2 separate regions of the Mus musculus genome follow, and region 2 is linked to region 1. A link is a loop called in an ENCODE intact Hi-C map of the cell type or tissue named here. Cell type or tissue: left cerebral cortex. All regions are shown on one strand. Links, peaks and the distances in the headings refer to the core of each region. The heading gives the core; the rest is flanking DNA.

Region 1 (8,369 bases), core at 1,802-5,801:
GATGGCTCACAACCATCCGTAACCAGATCTCTTCTCCAGTGTCTGAAGACAGCTACAGTGTACTTACATATGATGAATAAATACATCTTAAAACAAAACAAAACAAAACAAAACAAAAAACCCACAGAAGCATCAACTATTGTGTTAGGGAAGAGGGCTTTGCCAGAGTTAAGTACTAGGAGGTGACTGGGGCTGGATAAAGCCATGACTGGACAGTGTAGAGGGTAGATTTCCTCATGGCTAAATGAGAGGGAGAGAGACCAGAAAATACATATATACACACATACTTGTGTACACACACACACACACACACACACACACACACACACACACACTCTTTCCCTATTTCTTGCTCCAAGCCACCATGGCATACTACCAGCAAGGCCATTATCAAGAAAGCCATTTGCCTTGCTTGTATGTCCAGAACTGTGTCAAAACAAGTCCCTATCTTTATAAAGTGATCCAGCTTCAATGACCTTGTTATAGTAATGAAAAACAAGACTAATACAACAGACAAGCGTTGTGCTGCTTCCACTCAAACGAAAACTGAGCCCCAGACCTGAAGGAATGGAATAGCATGTCTGCCAGCTGTTCTCTCGAGACCCTTCCTGAAGCACCAACCCTTAGCTTTTCTTCCTCTGTGGAGAACAGAACTCTCTGATATTCAGCTACAGATGCCCAAACAGCACTTTCAACCCAACTGCCAGCTCTCACCTCTCGCTTGGCTTTCTGGAGAAACATCTCATCGGTGAGCCGGAAGGCTTCTTTGAGAGCTGCTGCAGGGTTTGTGCGCAGCTCTGGCTGGTGAGAAGCATTGGTATGCACGTGGACAGAGGCATACCTTGCTGCATCCACGCCTCCATGACCATCAAACACAGCAAAGTAGGCACGGTGCACAGAGTCCTGGCGGGAGTACAGTGGGATTAGACCCCAGGCAGCTGCTCTCATCTGGGGAGGATGCTCTCCGGGAAGTAACTAGGATAACCCTATGGTTGCAAAGTTTGTCCACATAATTCATGTAATGGACACCTAATCCCCACAGTATGTAAGGGAAACCTTTGGGAAGTAACTGTCATCAATTCACTTGGGGACGAATGGAGAAATAATTGTTCTCCTTGGGAAACTTTATCTACCTTGCTATATGATGGCCTGCAGTACTTTGGTGCTCTGTAGAGTTCCTCACCAGCATGAAGGCTCCCTTCAGATGCAGCCCCTTTACCTACGGTCTCTCAGTCTCCAGGGCACTAAGAAGTACATTTTTAATAAATGACTCAGTCTCAGGTACCCTATTAAACAACAAAACAGACCCAAGGCAGGTAGGGTCTGGAAGGACCGACACAGCCCTTACCATCAGACAAGTCAAACTGGCTCAAGTGCACAGGGCGACTTGGGAAAGGACAGCCCTTGGAGCCCCAATTCCACCAGCTCCTCCTGGATACTGCAGACATAACCTAAGGTAAGATGCATCAGGAAGTATCTGCTGTTGGAGGCTCAGCAATTCAAGTCTGAACCTAGCATCTAGTCTCTTTATATAAAAACAGGCCAACTGTTGTCTTAGTTTAGTTTTTGGCTGTGGAAAGCAATGTGCCTGGAAGCTTGGCCCAGAGGTGTTGGTGTTATGAGTTAGCCTCTCAGGCTCCCCAACGGTGGTACTCTTTGAAGACTGCCTTGTACTCAGCCCTAAGACAGCAGCCTGTCAGTATTTCCCCAGGCTTAGCTTTGGTGGGCAGCTCTCAAAGCACTCATGGCTCCCCACCTTTGACACTCCACCCCTCCCCCCAGCTCCCTACACCACTTGTCCTGGGCTCTGCAGGTGCAACACTCACAGACAAGCCGAAGAGATGGTTGAAAGCAGGAAGGGACACGTGTCGGTCCTCCATCTTGCGTCGTGTGTTCCGGATGGCATGGATAGAGACCAGCCACTGCCACTGAGGGGCCTGGGCAGTCAACGGCACCTGCTTCTGCCACTGGCTACATACTTTCCAAAGGCAGTTGAAGAAGCTCCGTGCCAGGCCTTTGGCATCTAGTACTGATGGGCATGATGGAGAGTTGTTAACCAAAAAGTAAAGCCACGCAGTTTAGGCTTAGCTACTTTCCTATATACTCCTTTCCTGCCATGTCCCCAGGTTTTAAATGTTCCTCCCAGCAGCCTACACGGGGCCCACTAGTCAAGCACCTCACTTCCCAGGCACACTCAGCTCGGCACACCGACCTATGAAGTATGCAAGAAAGTCTGCTGCCAGCGACCAAAGTGTCTGGTAATTGTCCATTAATTAGAAATATGACAGGTCCAATGGCAGGGGAGTAAGTGAATTCTGGCCTGTTCTGACTTAAGCTGCTCCTAGAAATAACTTTCACAACTAAACATACAACTATCCTCTAAGCCAAAAACTGTACTCTTGGGCATGAATCCTAGAAGAATGAGGGCTGTTCCCATAAGAACAGTGCATGAATCATACCAGCTACATCTGTAATATCCCAAATCTGTGATCTGTCCAGCTTCCAATCTATAAATGGCTCAGCAGCTAGCTGAGCCTTGGGTAAGGGTCCAGGAGAACTGAGTGAAGTGGCCAGGTCCATCTTCAGAGAATCACACCAAGTGGAAGACACTAACCCCAACTGTCGGCCGTGCGATTCCAGTGATAGGCCTTTTTGAAATGATGAAAACTAGTCACCGTTGGGAGTTAAGGACTGGCTACAGCAGGGAAGGAGAGTTAGTGGCCTGTGGAAGGTTACATGTAGAATCCTTGCAATAAGGAAGCTGGCTTGTGTCTGACCATATTCAGATCTTGTGTGTGACATACTGTTATAGTTTTCTATGATGTTCCTAGGAGGAAAACGGGGTCGTGTATATATAGTCGGGATATCTCTGTTATTTCTCATAATTCACTGCATGCATACTTATTATTTCAAAATAATGTACATGTACATGTAAAAGGTAGAAAAAACTAGAACATCAATAACAAAAGTCCCACCCCAATTTCCCAACCCCCAACCAGAGGGTTCAAGTATCAAAGGCCACAGCAGAGGAACAAGGAGAACTGGGAGAAGTGTGCTTAGTCAGAAGTATGGCCATGGAAGAAACGGGAGGAGTGGAAGAGGCTGGAGGGAGGCATGGGAGGAAAGCAATGAGCAGGGAGAAGGGTAAGTCTAACAAGCCTGCTTGGGGGCAGGCCATCTAGTCTGCTGCAGCCATCATGCTGGGGACTATTAGCAGCAGCTGTGGGAGTGGAGGCTGAGGAGCTGGAGAACTGACTTTGTTAGGCCCAGCCTAGGGACCACAGCTCTAAATGGGACCCTGAAGAACTCAAGTTTCCTGTGTCTAAGCCCATCCCTAACCACATTACTTCTCATGTCTTTCATTTCCTCCTCTGTACACAGGTAGACTCCATGACTACCTGGAGAGCTGTTGTGGTCTCCTTGCTCCTGGAGACTGCTGGTATGGAGGGAACGTTGAGCAAGGCTGGGCCTCTAGGCCTGGGCTGTCTCTTTTTAGCCTTTGGTTACACTGCTATTTCCAGCAATAGGTTTAGACTTGAATTTTGCTCAAGAGGAAGAATGGGCAATTAAAAATGAAGATGGCAAGCCCTACGGTAATGCTCAGCCTCAGGCTCTTGGAGTCCTACCCTGATTTTCTGGCCAAGGGCTATAGTCTTGAGCCTTAGGAACTGCCCGGGAGGTCTATCTTCACAACAATCACAGGGAAGTGCTGGTAGGTGGGCATGGAGGTGCCTTAGTCACATTTCTGCCTGGGGCAATAAGCCTCAAAGAATGTGCTGAGACAGCTGGCAAGAACAGCGTGCCAACAACAGACTTGCAACAGTGCGCAAGGCTACAAGCCTAGGCTTGCATGGCAGCTCTGGGACAGGCAGGGAAGGCGGGGAAGGCACATCCCTTCTCCAGACGCCTGGGTTTAAGGCCTGGTTTGCCGGCTGCAATTCTCCTTCCCACCAGCAGGTGATACTGTCTCCTAGCTGGAGGGGTAAGGATGGGCCTTGGCGGCAGCTGCTGCCAGACTGGATTGTCTGCTGGCTTTATAGAGAACAATGGCCGCCTGTCTTTATGGATAGTTGTCTCCTAGGCAGGGGGCAAGGCCATGCTGGCTTGAAGGCTGGCAGGGAGCTGCGGAAGGGGCCAGAAATGGGGGGTGAGGAGAGTGGCTGGTAGGCGCAAGTGCTAAGGCTGAAGTAGGTTTCTTTTTTCTCCTACAGTGTTCTTTGTCCTTCTACACATGGCCTAAAGCTGGGCAAAGAGAGGCTCCCTCTACTGCCTGGAAACTCGGCCCACATCCTGTGTGCATACCTGCAGCCACCACTTCCCTCCTAATACTTCTGGTACTGCAGCAAAATAGGAGGAAAGAGAGTCATGCAGAAAAAGAGCCTGGATTTTATAAACAAACGCTCTGTCAAGTGGTCTTGGGGCCTCTTGGCGTTTGCTCCCCGTTCTGTTCCTGGGTTCCTTTGGTTTGGTGTACCACTGTAGGGCTCAACTCACTGATGGCTGTAGCCAGTGGACACGAAATGTCCATCTTCGTCACCTCATGATTGGGATCACTGACATCTAATGATCCCAACTAAGGTAAGTCAAGGCAGGGGACCTAGACAACAGTTGCCCCCTCCCCGAGGTGGATGTGCCACTCTGCTAAGGGCCTCGTGTTAGCCAAGGGGGACAGTGAGTACAGGTGAGGTTGGCTGTGTGGCTGTGAACCAACACCTTGCACTTCTCGTGTGTAAGGCAGGACAGGCACCACTCATTTCTATGTGCTCTGAAGCACCATCAAGACAGCACAAAGGTGGGCCACCGTCTCACTGGCCGCCTTTGACCCACGTGCTGCTCAGTCCATTGCAGGTTTTCTATGCCACATCGTGCTCTTGCTGAACTCCAACACTGCTGTCCTGATGGCACGCTGGCACTGACCTTTAGTGTCAATCTGAGTTTGTCACTTGTTAAACAATCCCAGAGCCATATGAGTGGAACTTACAGGTCACGAGGGCTTTCTCTTCTTCCTCCTCTTCCTCCTCCTCCTCTTGTTCAGGCAACCTCTTAAATTCAGAAAGGTCTGTCTGCAGCAGCTGGGAAATTGCCTCGTGGGTCACAGCCACAGCAAACGATGGGGGAGCGTTCCTAGGAAGAAGATGTGAGAGGCGGGGCTGGAGCAGCTCCTGGCATCCTCCACCTTGAAGATGGAGATGATGGCTCATACCTTCCTCTTGGTGTCATCACAAGCAGGTGATCTCTGTCTTCAGGGACCCGGAATGGATATTTACACAACACCAGGGGCACGGCATTTGCTGGGATGTGTTGGAAAGGTATCCTTGAAGCTTGGATCCCTGATGCTCAAGCTGGTAACCCCTGGGAGCAGGGCATGTTAAGTGCTGAACTGTATCCCCCATTTTATATGCTGAGGTTACTGTCTCAGATGGGAGCTCTTGTAAGTTGGTTTACTGTGGATAGCACTAAGAAAGATGAGATTATGGCTGGAGTAGGATGGATGCCTGCTTCAGTACGACTGGCTTGTGAAAGGTGTAAACACAGACATAGATACATGAGGGCAGCCATGTAGGTGCAGGACAGGGACGGAGGGGTGAACCTACAAGCTGAGGAATGCACATGCTTATCTGAAGAGCACCAGGGGGGCTCAGCCTGAGGGCACTTTCACCTCCATTTGGCATCTGTCCTGAGAGAATGATGGTGATCATTAAGGTGTCTGCTCTGTGTGCTTTGGGATGACAACCCCAGGAAATGGTTCTTGGATGGTGAACATCCCAGTGACGTCTTCTGACAGAAGACCCATAGTCTCTGAGCTGCTCGGTTTGTGGAGAAGGGGGCTACGGGTATCCAGGCAGTGGGCAGAAGGGACTCTGGTTTGTTTTTGAAGAGATATGTGACAGTGTCAGATTGAGTTCTTAGATGTCTTTGAGGATAGGCTGGATTGTGAATGCTGGTGACAACGGTCTAGAGAGGCCAGGCCAGGCCTAAGAGCTGGGCAGGGAACCTTGGTGTTAAAAAAGGACAGAGCAGAACAATGTTGGGAGCTGATCAAGAGTGAGAGTGGGGCAAGGGAAGGACAGAGACTCAAACTGGATCTGAGCAGTTGGATTGAGGAGGAGCGGTAGCCCCACCACTGAGCCTAAGAGGAAGCCAGGTTCTGTTTCCACAGGCTCAGCGGAGCTCTGGAGACCTGGAGAGCTGTGAGAACATGGGAGGCAGGAGAAAGAGCCACAGATGGAGTGAAGGCTGGGAGGCCCAGCTCCAGAAGAGTAGGTCAAGTAGGGAATAGGAAGGTAAGGTCCCACAGAGGGAAGGGACTGTTCTGGAGTCACGGAAGATAACTAAGAGCACAGAAGGGTGGGAAGAACTTTACCTCATGCTGACAGCTGTTGGGAGAGAAGAAATGTCAGTCTCCTGCTGGGGCCTTGGGCAGGTAGCACTGAAAAACGGGACAAGAGACCAAACAAGAGAGGAGTCTGGGAGAAAGGCAAGTCTGCTGTAGCTAAGATAAGCAGTGAAGACAGTGAGCTGATGACATGTGTCTCTCCACAGGGCTCTGAACCTTAGGAATCCTGCTTAAAACTGATGCCCCAAGTCTCTGGGCAGACGGGGTCACTATTCTTGGGGCCTCAAATGCTTCTGGAATACATCTCAACCCCAGAGCCTGTCTTCATGTCTAGTGGGAGATCCTCAAAGCTAGACTATGTGCTCTTGTCTGTGTGCCTGTTCGGAAGGGCATTTGGCTGAATTTTCATAGCTGATTTCTTTAATTAAAAAAAAAAAAAAGAAAAAGGCGGTGTGTGTGTGGTAGCTCAGGCTGGCCTCAAACTTGTGAATCAACTCCTGACTGATTCCTGATTCATATGGAATTACAGTTGTGAATCAGTCTGCCTGGCTTTTATGTATCTCTCTTTCTCTTCCTGTGTATGTGTGTAAATGTGTGCGTGTGCATGTATAAATATGCAAGTGTGTATGTATGCGTGCATGTGCGCATGGACACATTTGAGAACAGAGGAAGATATCAGACGCCCTGCTCTATTGCTCTGTGGCTCTCTACTGGATTCCCTTGAGACAGGGTCACTCAGTTAACCTACAAGCTTGCCGTTTGGGCCAAGCTGGCTGGCCACTGAGCTCCTGGGATCTGCCTGTCTCTATCCCCTAATATCAGGGTTATAGGCACATGCAGACATTGTCCAGCTTTTACAGGGATTACTGGATTCAGGTTCTCATGCTTGCACAACAAACACTCTTATCCATTGAACCATCCATCTCCCTAGCCCCCAAACAAACAAACAGTGTCTCATGTTACCCAGGCTGGCCTCAAGCTTGCTATGTAGCCAAAGCTGACCCTGAACTCTTAATTTTCCTACCTCTGCCTATTCAGCCAGAGTGCTAAGGGTTGCAGTCACACACCACCATGCTAGGCTAACACTTCAGCTTTAATGAGAACAATGACCTTCTAAGAGTTGGTGAGTTTCATCCTAAGGGGACTGGCCATCTATTGATGGCCTTTGGTTTTAGAGAACTGGGAACTGACCACAAAGACTCCTGCAGGCAAGTCTGTCACTTGTCGCAGCTTTCTTTTTATTTTTTGAGCCACTCAGGCTGGCCTTCCATTTACCCTGGATCCCAGGCAGGCCAGAGCCTTCAATCCTCTGGCATCAACCTCTTGAGTAGTTGAGTAGTAGGCTCTGCTACTGACAGTCTGTGGAACTGTACAATTGGCTGAAGTTTTCAAAAGAGTGACTTATGGAGAGGCCTCTTGAAGAGGCTCTGAAAACAACCAGCTGAAATGGGGTGCAGCTCGGTGGTAAAGCACTGGCCTAGCTTGTTGAGATGCCCTGGGTTACATCTCTAGCACACTCTTGCCATACCCCCAGTCCCAAATAAAGAAGAAGACATTGTAAGCCAAGAACAAGTTCCCCACTTTGCGGCATTTCCTGCCAGGCACTGAGTTTTCCGTTTAGGGGCAGGGAAAGGGTACCTGCTCACTTGTGCCGATGAGGTCATGCTTAAGCTTTTTGCCCACTGGCTGCTTCTGCTGTTGGGAACAGGGAGGTGATTTCCCCCTACAGAGACACAGACAATGCCTGGCCTCCAGCCATCAGCATTTCCTTCCTGGACCAGGCTTCTGCCTCATTGTAGGGACCCCACCCACGGATGTGTCCGGAGGCCCTCAGTCCTGTCATCACACTGAAAATGTCAGCCCTGATCCTGGTTGTGGGAGTGGAACTCTTAGACGTGGCTAGAGGATGCTGGACCCAGGAAGTGCCCTCAAGGGTTGCTTGGTGCCTACACTATAACAAGAGATGAAGCCATATCTAGATAATTACAATGTTAAGTTTTATATTTTGCTCAGGGACCTAGAGATGTGCCAA
Region 2 (8,369 bases), core at 2,701-6,700, 57 kb after region 1:
AAGGTGTGCACCACCACCGTCCGGCTGCATGTCCAAATTCTAAAGGTCCTTGTCCCTAATTGGTTTGGGGTCCTGGTCCCCAAACGGCCAATGGCTGGGCATGGGGCAGGACCCTAGAATTGCTCAGGCTAGGACACAGGAGAGAGAAGGGAGATCGCCATAAAGTGGTCGGATACAATGGACACAGAAGCTGCAGGAGAGAAAGCCAACCAGCCACGTGAGAATTCAGATGAGTAGCCACTGGCCACTTCCCTGACTAGGCCTGGGGTAGCAGGGGAAGGTTTAGGAGTTCTCAGCCTTTGAGGTAGCCAAGGCATTTTAAAATTAACGTGTGTGTGTGTGTGTGTGTGTGTGTGTGTGTGTGTGTCTGGAAGTGTGAGATCCAGAAATCCAGATCCACCGGGAGCACAAAACGGTGTGGTTAAAAATTCCCGCCACAGCTCACAAGTGTGCTCATCACGATTTCAGTCCATGTGCTACTACGTCTCTCTTCCTCCAGCACAGCCCTTCCCTCATGTCCATCTTCCTTTCAGGATGGACCTTGAGCCTCCCGAAATAAGGCTTTCTATTTCTATTCTAGGCTGAGGGCTCAAGGCTTAGAAACAGTAGGAAGTGGCTCAAGTTGCGTTCCAGTCAGGAGCAGAGCTTAGAATTGAACATAACCCAAGACCTAACCTTTAATGGAGCCTGTCTTTCCTGCTCGCTGCTGGTCCTATGTGTTGCAGCTTGGTTTATCTTTGCCCCCTTTCCTCACTATCCTCAGCTCTGATTAATTTTAGTCTGGAGGTTACTGGGGTGGCCAGCAGCGGTGTGACTTTTCCTGGTGAGATGTGAACAGATGTCTGTTCATCTCAGCTGGGGAACTGCTTAGAGACTACAGTTACAATTCCACTGAAGTCCAACGTGGCAAATGAATGAGATTATTTGTTTTACTTATAAGAATATGTGTGACTCAGAGGTAGCTGCATCACTGAAAAGCCTTCCCATCATGAGTGGCAGTCTCATCAAAGCTGAACCCTGGAGTTCCTTTTGAGATTCCCAGGCACCTTGGCTGGCTGGAAAGTCTCACCCCAGCAATCATTACAGCTTATAAAATCATGGGAAAATTTCAGAACTTCTAGCGACTTTTTTAATGCATTTGTTTACTTCCTGAGTTTTGTAAGTTTCTTTTACTTCCTGGCTTATTTTTATTTCATGTGTGTCTTGTCCACATGTGTGAAATGTGCACCATATATGTAGGCCTAATGCTCCAGGAGACCAGAAGGGGCAGTTTGCCTCGAACTGGAGTCACAGATGGTTGTGTGCTCAGAACTGAGCTGTGGTTCTCTGCAAGAGCAAAACTTGCTCTTAAACATTGAACCTTCTCTCCAGCCCCTACTTTCCAAGTCTGAAGAGGTCTCCCTCTAGTATGCATTGTTTCAGTTTAGAGGAAATTGCTACACATTTGTTACAAGCAGGCGGGCTGATACTGGAAGAAGTGACAGGTTCCAACTCCTCTCCTTTTGTTACTGTGGTTATTCACATTCTGCAGCATCTCAAGGCAGACTGTCTCTCTAGGCTTTGTTGGCCAGCTCCTGCATCCACAAGTTTTGTGCTTTTTAAGATGGCTGAACTCTGAGGTCCCTCACCAACTCTTCCTTTGGCTCCTTTAGCAGGTGTTTCCTGCCGTCTGCCTTCCACAGCTTGGTTTCCCAGGTGGTGACACAACAGATCCATGCATGCTCTTGAATTCTGTCTTAGGGCTTCTATGGACGTGATAAAAACAAAACAAAACAAAACAAAAACCAAAAACCAACCAACCAAACAAAAAAAACCCCCAAAAAACCCAACTATGACCAAACACAACTTTTGAAGGACAGTTTCAGCTTACAGTTTGTAGTCTATTATCTAGGAAGTCAGAACAGCAGCTGGAGGCAGGAGCTAATGCAGAGGCCAAGGCTGCTTCTTGCTTCTCATGTCTTGCTCAGCATAATTTATATAACACCCAGGACCACCAGGAGTGGTATATCCACCTGGGCCATTCCATATCAATCATCAATCAAGAAAATGCAGTATAGACTTGCCCACAGGCCAATCTGGTGGGAGCATTTTTTTCTTAGTTGAGGTTCCCCATTCCAAATGACTCTAGCTTGTGTCAAATTGTCATTAACCTAGCAAGCACAATTGACCCTTTGTCAACTTCACTCACAAATAATTCAGCATAACCTTTGCTTTCTTGTTGTTCCTAAGGTTTCATATCAATATCAACATCACAATATACAATATTCTAATTTTAAGGGTCTCACAGTCCCTAAAAATTTCAATACTTTAAAAGTTCAGTCTCTTACAATATCCAGTCTCTCTGAAACTCCAAATATCTGTAAAATTCCAAAGCTTCTTAACTATGGGCTCCTGTAAAATACGAAATAGTTAAATATTTTCATATTCCAAGAGGGAAGGACCAGGCAGCATCACAATCAGATCAAGGCAAAATCAAAGTCAAACAGGGTAAAGGTTCATGTTGTAAAGCTCGATGTTGTAAAGCTCGACGTCAGGCCTTTGGGACTTCTTAGTTCCCAAGGGCTGGCCAAGCATATGCATCACCCATCAGAGGCTCAGGCCAGCTCTATACCACAGAGTTGCTGCTGTTCCTGGTGGTTATCCCATGATATTGTCATCTCTAACATTCTGCAGGCTCCTGTTGCAATCGAGTTGCACTTTCACCAACAGTCTCCTGGGCCATCTGCAGGGACTCTGGTCCTGCTATATGTTGTCAAGTGTCAACTTCTCTCTAAGACCCTTTCAGTTCGAATGCTCCTACTTCAACCTAGGCTACACGTTTACCAGCAAGCTCTTCATGGTGCCAAGACTCGGCAGCTCTCCATGACTCTTTATGCCTTCACAACCAGTATTACCTGGGAAACTTACACATTACTGTCGGCCTGAGTCTGCTCAGCTGCAGGGCACGGCTGCTTGGGGAGGAGGAACTTGGGGAGTTTGACTGAGATTACCCTGTGCTGCCTTCCGGGTGAGTTCACGAGCTGTAGGGAAGTGCTCCTGGGATAGGAAAGCACAGTCTGAGATGAGGGAAAGTCGGACCTGATTTAGGGGTCCTTGGGTCTGTGACATTGCCAGGGCCATGGGGTTCTTAGACTCTTGGACATCTAGGCGCCACTGGAAGTCACAGAAGAGCAGAGAACAGAGTCAGGGGCCACATGGCCTGGGGACAGCATCTAGCTGGGGCTGGGGAGGGGGTGGGGAGGAAGGAGAGCTCTGGCTTGTCTCATGGGGTGAGTGTCCTTTGCTTAACAGAGGCAGGTTTGGTGGCAGTTGTGGCTGGGAGTGCAGAGAGGCCTTCTACAGGATGTGGCTCTGTAGACAAAGACCTTCTCCAGGTTCCTCATGGTGAATCTTGATGAAAGAGACAGTCGATGATGGAAAATTGATGCATAAAACCACTTCTCAGGGTGGGCCTGAGATTAAATTCCTTTTGCAGGGAGGAATGTCTAGGAAGAGAAGCTTATGGGCTTAAGCCCTCCCGGCCTAGGTTCCTCATTAGCATGGAGAACTCTGTTTTGAGCCTATGTGACCATAGGCCACGTTTCTTTTATGTGAGAGAAGCATGGCATGTGTTCCAAGTCAGGAGTCTGGCAGGGAGCTGGGAGTCACCTAAGCCTCAGGTGTGTGCCCACGAGTCTCTTCCTCTTGACCTGCTTTACCTTAACAAACTTCCTGGCATGTGTTTTTTTTTTTTTTTTTTTTTTTTTTTTTTTTTTTTTTTTTGAGACAGGGTTTCTCTGTATAGCCCTGGCTGTCCTGGAACTTACTCTGTAGACCAGGCTGGCCTCGAACTCAGAAATCCGCCTGCCTCTGCCTCCCGAGTGCGCCACCACGCCCGGCTCCTGGCATGGTTTTAATCCCACACATTACCAGGTTTGTTTGCCAGCACGAGGTCCAGGCTTGGACCTGTTTGCACTATAGGTTTGTGTGCTGACCCCGAGGAAACACTTCCCAGAAGGTTCTGCTTCCTTAATGCTGGTTTCTTCTTAACCTTAGTTTATTTGCAGCCTTAACTGACCAGTCTTAATTTACCCAGTCAAGCAAGTTTTCACACTCTAAGACTTGGTGCCAATTTCTGTCCTAGTTATGGGTTCAATTGTGATAAAACATGACTAACATGAGCTTGAGGGAGGAGAGCTTATTTTAGCTTACAGCTTGTATTCCACCATCCAGGGAAAGTCAGTGTGGGAACTCAAGATAGGAACTAATGCAGAGGCTGTGGGGGAACATTGCTTACAGGCTTGTGCCTCTCTCTTACTCAACTTGCTTTCTTATACACCCTGGACCCATTGGTCCAGGGCAGGAGCGGGACCACCCACAATTGTCTGGGCTCTTCCATACCAATCAGCAATCAAGAAAGTGCACCACAGGCTTGCCCACAGGTGGGGGAATCTTCTTGGTTGAGGTTTACTTTTCTCAAATGACTTCAGCTTGACATAAAGTTGACATAAAACTATCCAGCACAGATTCAGTCAGAGAAAAGATGTGTATTGCATCTTCAGTGGAGTATGAGGCAGTGATTGTTAATTTGGATCTGAAATGAATCTGAAGCTTGGTATTGTGCATAGAAGACTCGGGATGTTCTAAAGGGAGTTAGGAAATATTCCACACTTCTGGAAGTCCGTCAAAACTCTGCAAGTAAACAACTCAATAGCTTAAGGAGCTCTCTGAAACCATCCAGACTCTCATGGCTTCTCCATTGGTTATTTCTGGTCTGCACAGGTGGGAGAGACGTGCTGAAGCTCCTCATGTAAGCTCCTGTATTTGGTTTTTACTTTGTGTGTGTGATATTACTTTATTCTGTAACGTTTTGAGCTTTGGGGCATATCCTATATCGCCCCCTGCTGGCACCTACTCTCCAAAAGCTCTGTAGGGCTATGAAACAATGTGCTCACCCTGGAAACATCTGCTATTGTCCTAGGAGGTCACCAGCTTCGGAGTGTCTTCACGGTTTACTCCTGCACCATAAGTGGAAGCACATGCAGCATCGGATTGGAGAGTGGAAGGAAAAGGTGGAGCTGAAAGTTAGAGAGGGGACACACACACACACACAAAGAGAGAGAGAGAGAGGGAGAGAGAGAGAGAGAGAGAGAGAGAGAGGAAGAGAGATGATGGAGGACTGAGAGAAGATGGAGGAAAAGGAAGATGAAACAGAACCATGTGGCCTGGATGAGCCACAAGTAGCTAGGGATTTCATAGATGGAAAAAAGTAATGTAAGATACATTTGCTTGATCTAGGTGTGCAGTTTGAATTTATACCAGTTATATTATGTGTTCTTTGCATGGGCATTTTGGGGTTGGAGAATTACTGTTATAAATCTGGATGGTATAGTAAAAGTCTGTGGTGTTATCATTTTATAGGGCTAAGGGAATCTGAGCTAGCAATAGCAGGCTTTCTGCAGGCTTGCCACAGTGGGTAGATGACCTGGGAAGTGTGAACAGCCTGGCAGCAAACTAGCTGTGGGAACTGGGAACCATGGGAGCAGGTGAGACTGCAGTTGCCAGTGCCTAGCCAGCCACATCGTGAACTGTTTGATTTATAACTGCACACTATAGATGGTGCCAAACATGAGGCCTGAACCCATGACTCTGAGATTAAGAGTCTCATGCTCTACCAACTAAGCTAGCTGGGCTTTTTTTTTTTTAAATCACACCTGAGTGGCTTGTTTAATTGAGGAGGGACATAGGTGAGAACAAATAAAGACAGCTGGGACCCTCAGTAGGGAAGAATACCCCTCCCTCCCCGTATGCACCCACTGACCTTAAATAAAAAATAACCAACTATAAGAGAGCAGCTGAGACAGTGATGGGGAGGCTGGGAGTGGTCAGGGAAGGACACTTGGAATTGAGGGCAGCAGTGAACCATGTGTGTGTTGGGAGGGCCCGAGGTCGTGCTGGACGAGTCTGTCTTCCTTGTAGACATGTATAAATACAAAGATAAACCTTTCTTCTCCCCTCTCTACCCAGTGCTGCTCACCACCGTCCCAGCTTGCCTTTCCTTATCAGTGCAGGGAAGAGTGGAAAAGCAAGTTATTACCAAATTCCAATCAGACCCATGTCCATCAGCTTCTGGATCTTCTGTGCTATTACAGGATTCTTTAAGTATTTGCTCAGAACCTGGGATCCTTCTGCATCTACTTCAGGATGAGCCTCATGTCTGGGTCACTCATTATCTGCTGCACATCAGGGTCAGCCATGGCCAGACTCTTCACATCCTCAGGGCTATCATGTCCGTTGTACTGTGCCATCATACAGTGTTGGTAACCACCTGCTGCTTCCTTACAGCTGGAGTCCAGGTCTAATGCCGTTTGGTACACACCTATGGCTTCTGAATAGTCCTTTATGCTTTCCCTATATAACCCTTGATGAAGGTTGCACTCTTCACAGTCCTTGAGTCCAACTGAAACTCCAGGAGCTCAGTTGCTGTACAGTTTGGCATCTCCTGGGTTCCTTTTAATGGCTTCTGTATAGTGCCTCATGGCCTTCCACCCCTTCTGGAAGCATTCACTGCCCTTGTTCTTCTCCTCCAAAGCCAAGCCAGGGTTGATATAAGTCAGTCGCTCTTGTTCCTTCAGAATTTTCTCTGCCTGCTGGCACTTCTTGAGCACGTCTGGGGTTCGGTGCTCTGCCAGAGACTTGTAGAAATGGATAGCATCCTTGTACCTTTCCTCTTTGAAATAGGAATTGCCAATTCAGGCATAAGCTTTGGCCATCTGTCTGTAGTCCTCTTGGATCTCTCTGCCCACATCAAAGGCCTTCTCACAGAGCTCCCAGCATTTGTTGTAGTCGCCCTTCTCAAAGTGCACAGCAGCTTGATTAGTTATGTAAGTCATACTGGTAGGGTCAGGTCCATTTCCTTGGCCCTGTCATAATGCTTCAGGGCCTTGTCAACATCTTTCTTCTTATAGGCATCATTTCTCAACTCCTTTTATTTCAGTGCCTGTTTCTTATTCTCTGGAAGATCTTCTTCCATAGGTTCTGACTTGGCCTCCTTTTTGGGAGGAGGTGGGGTGAGGGTGTTGCTACTTTTTCATCCATACTGCCCAGATCAACCCCAAGAAGGACACTGCAAGTAGTGACCAGGAATCCTGTAGTTTCGTGCCCAGGTCTGAAGGCTTGTTCTGTAGCTGCTCTCTGAGTTCCCTGTAGGTGGAGTTACTGAGCAGCCTTCTTGTCCTGGGATCATTCTCCAACTTCTGGCACAGATTATGCAAGTTGAAAGGATTCGTGAATTTCCTCTCTGCCAACCTGGCCTCCATAAGCCCTCCTTAAGCTAGGGATTATTTGCTTCATGTTTTAAATCTTCTTCATAGGTTCATTTGACTTCTTCAAACTGGTTTAGGACCTCAGGGGCTGCTGCTTTTCTTGAATAATCCTTGCTCCAGTCAGGCTTCAGGTCTTGCAGCATCCTCATAGGCCTCTGGTAGTCTTCTTTCATGGTGTAGGCAGCAGAGCGATTGCTATAGAGCACATGGTTCTGGGGATCTAGTTTAATTGCCTCAGAGCAGCACTGTAAGGCATCACCAATGTTCCCAGCATTCAGGGTCTTATTGTCCTTCTTTAGCTCATTCACCTGCTTCATAGCCTGGTCCAGAACCAAAAAAAAAAAAAAAAAAAAAAAAAAAATTGCCATTAATTTACTTTAAAATTTATTTTAAAATTCTTTTTAGTTCACATATTATATTATATAGTGAGGTTTTATTACACATGTATATATTGCAGATTTTTAATTAGCTTAATCAAGACACTCATAAACTCACTTATTTCCTTTTGAATCCCCCTCACCAATAGTTACTTCCTACTACCTAGTTTTCTATTTTAAATAGAAATACACACATCTAAAGTTTAAAAGCTCATATCCACATGTAAGAAAGAAAAGCATGCAATGTTTGTCTCTTGAAGTCTGGTTTATCTCACTCTGGAGGATTGTTTATAGCTCCATCTAGACACTTGAAAATTTCATTTTTTAAACAGCTGAATAATATTTTATTATGAAACCATACACCATTTTTATTATGCATTCGTCAGCTGATGGACATTTGGCATTTTCTAGTTTCTGGCTTGTTGGAGACCATACCATGAGAAAGTAGGCCTTTCACAGCTTCCCATCCTAATAAGCCAAATGGCCTTGTGCTAAGGAGCCAGTCATCACCTCCTCCCCCCTATCCCTTCCTGGCACCAGAGACCCTAAAAGCTGAATTATAGTCCCCTCTTCCTAATCTCTTCCTGACTCCCAAGACTTCTAAGCACACAAGTTATGTGCTGAGCCCAGCCTGACACCCAAGGCTGTTAAGGAGGAATCTACATTCCGGAGATAAGACTCAGAGTGC

What was found. Peaks named below come from ENCODE experiments on the same cell type or tissue, not always from the same donor. Only the 100,000 strongest peaks of a DNase experiment are listed, where the experiment ranks them.
Region 2: it touches region 1 in a loop (6-fold over the local background); 13 of 42 quality-filtered maps call a loop at or near these places.

What each region holds. Positions count from the first base shown.
Region 1 is chr16:16,907,694-16,916,062 of GRCm38, reverse strand. It overlaps Ppm1f (protein phosphatase 1F (PP2C domain containing)), which reads right to left. Exons shown (of 8, transcript NM_176833.4): 3 at 4,982-5,124; 4 at 1,827-2,029; 5 at 715-903. Among named protein-coding and RNA genes, the nearest start is that of Ppm1f, 15 kb to the right of the region's middle. In left cerebral cortex, for the core only: a CTCF peak has its summit at 3,946; DNase peaks (open chromatin) are centred at 2,436, 3,180 and 3,925; H3K27ac peaks cover 3,325 bases.
Region 2 is chr16:16,851,567-16,859,935 of GRCm38, reverse strand. It overlaps the pseudogene Gm5768. Among named protein-coding and RNA genes, the nearest start is that of Igll1, 8.2 kb to the left of the region's middle. In left cerebral cortex, for the core only: a CTCF peak has its summit at 4,874 (motif pointing left); DNase peaks (open chromatin) are centred at 4,171 and 4,871.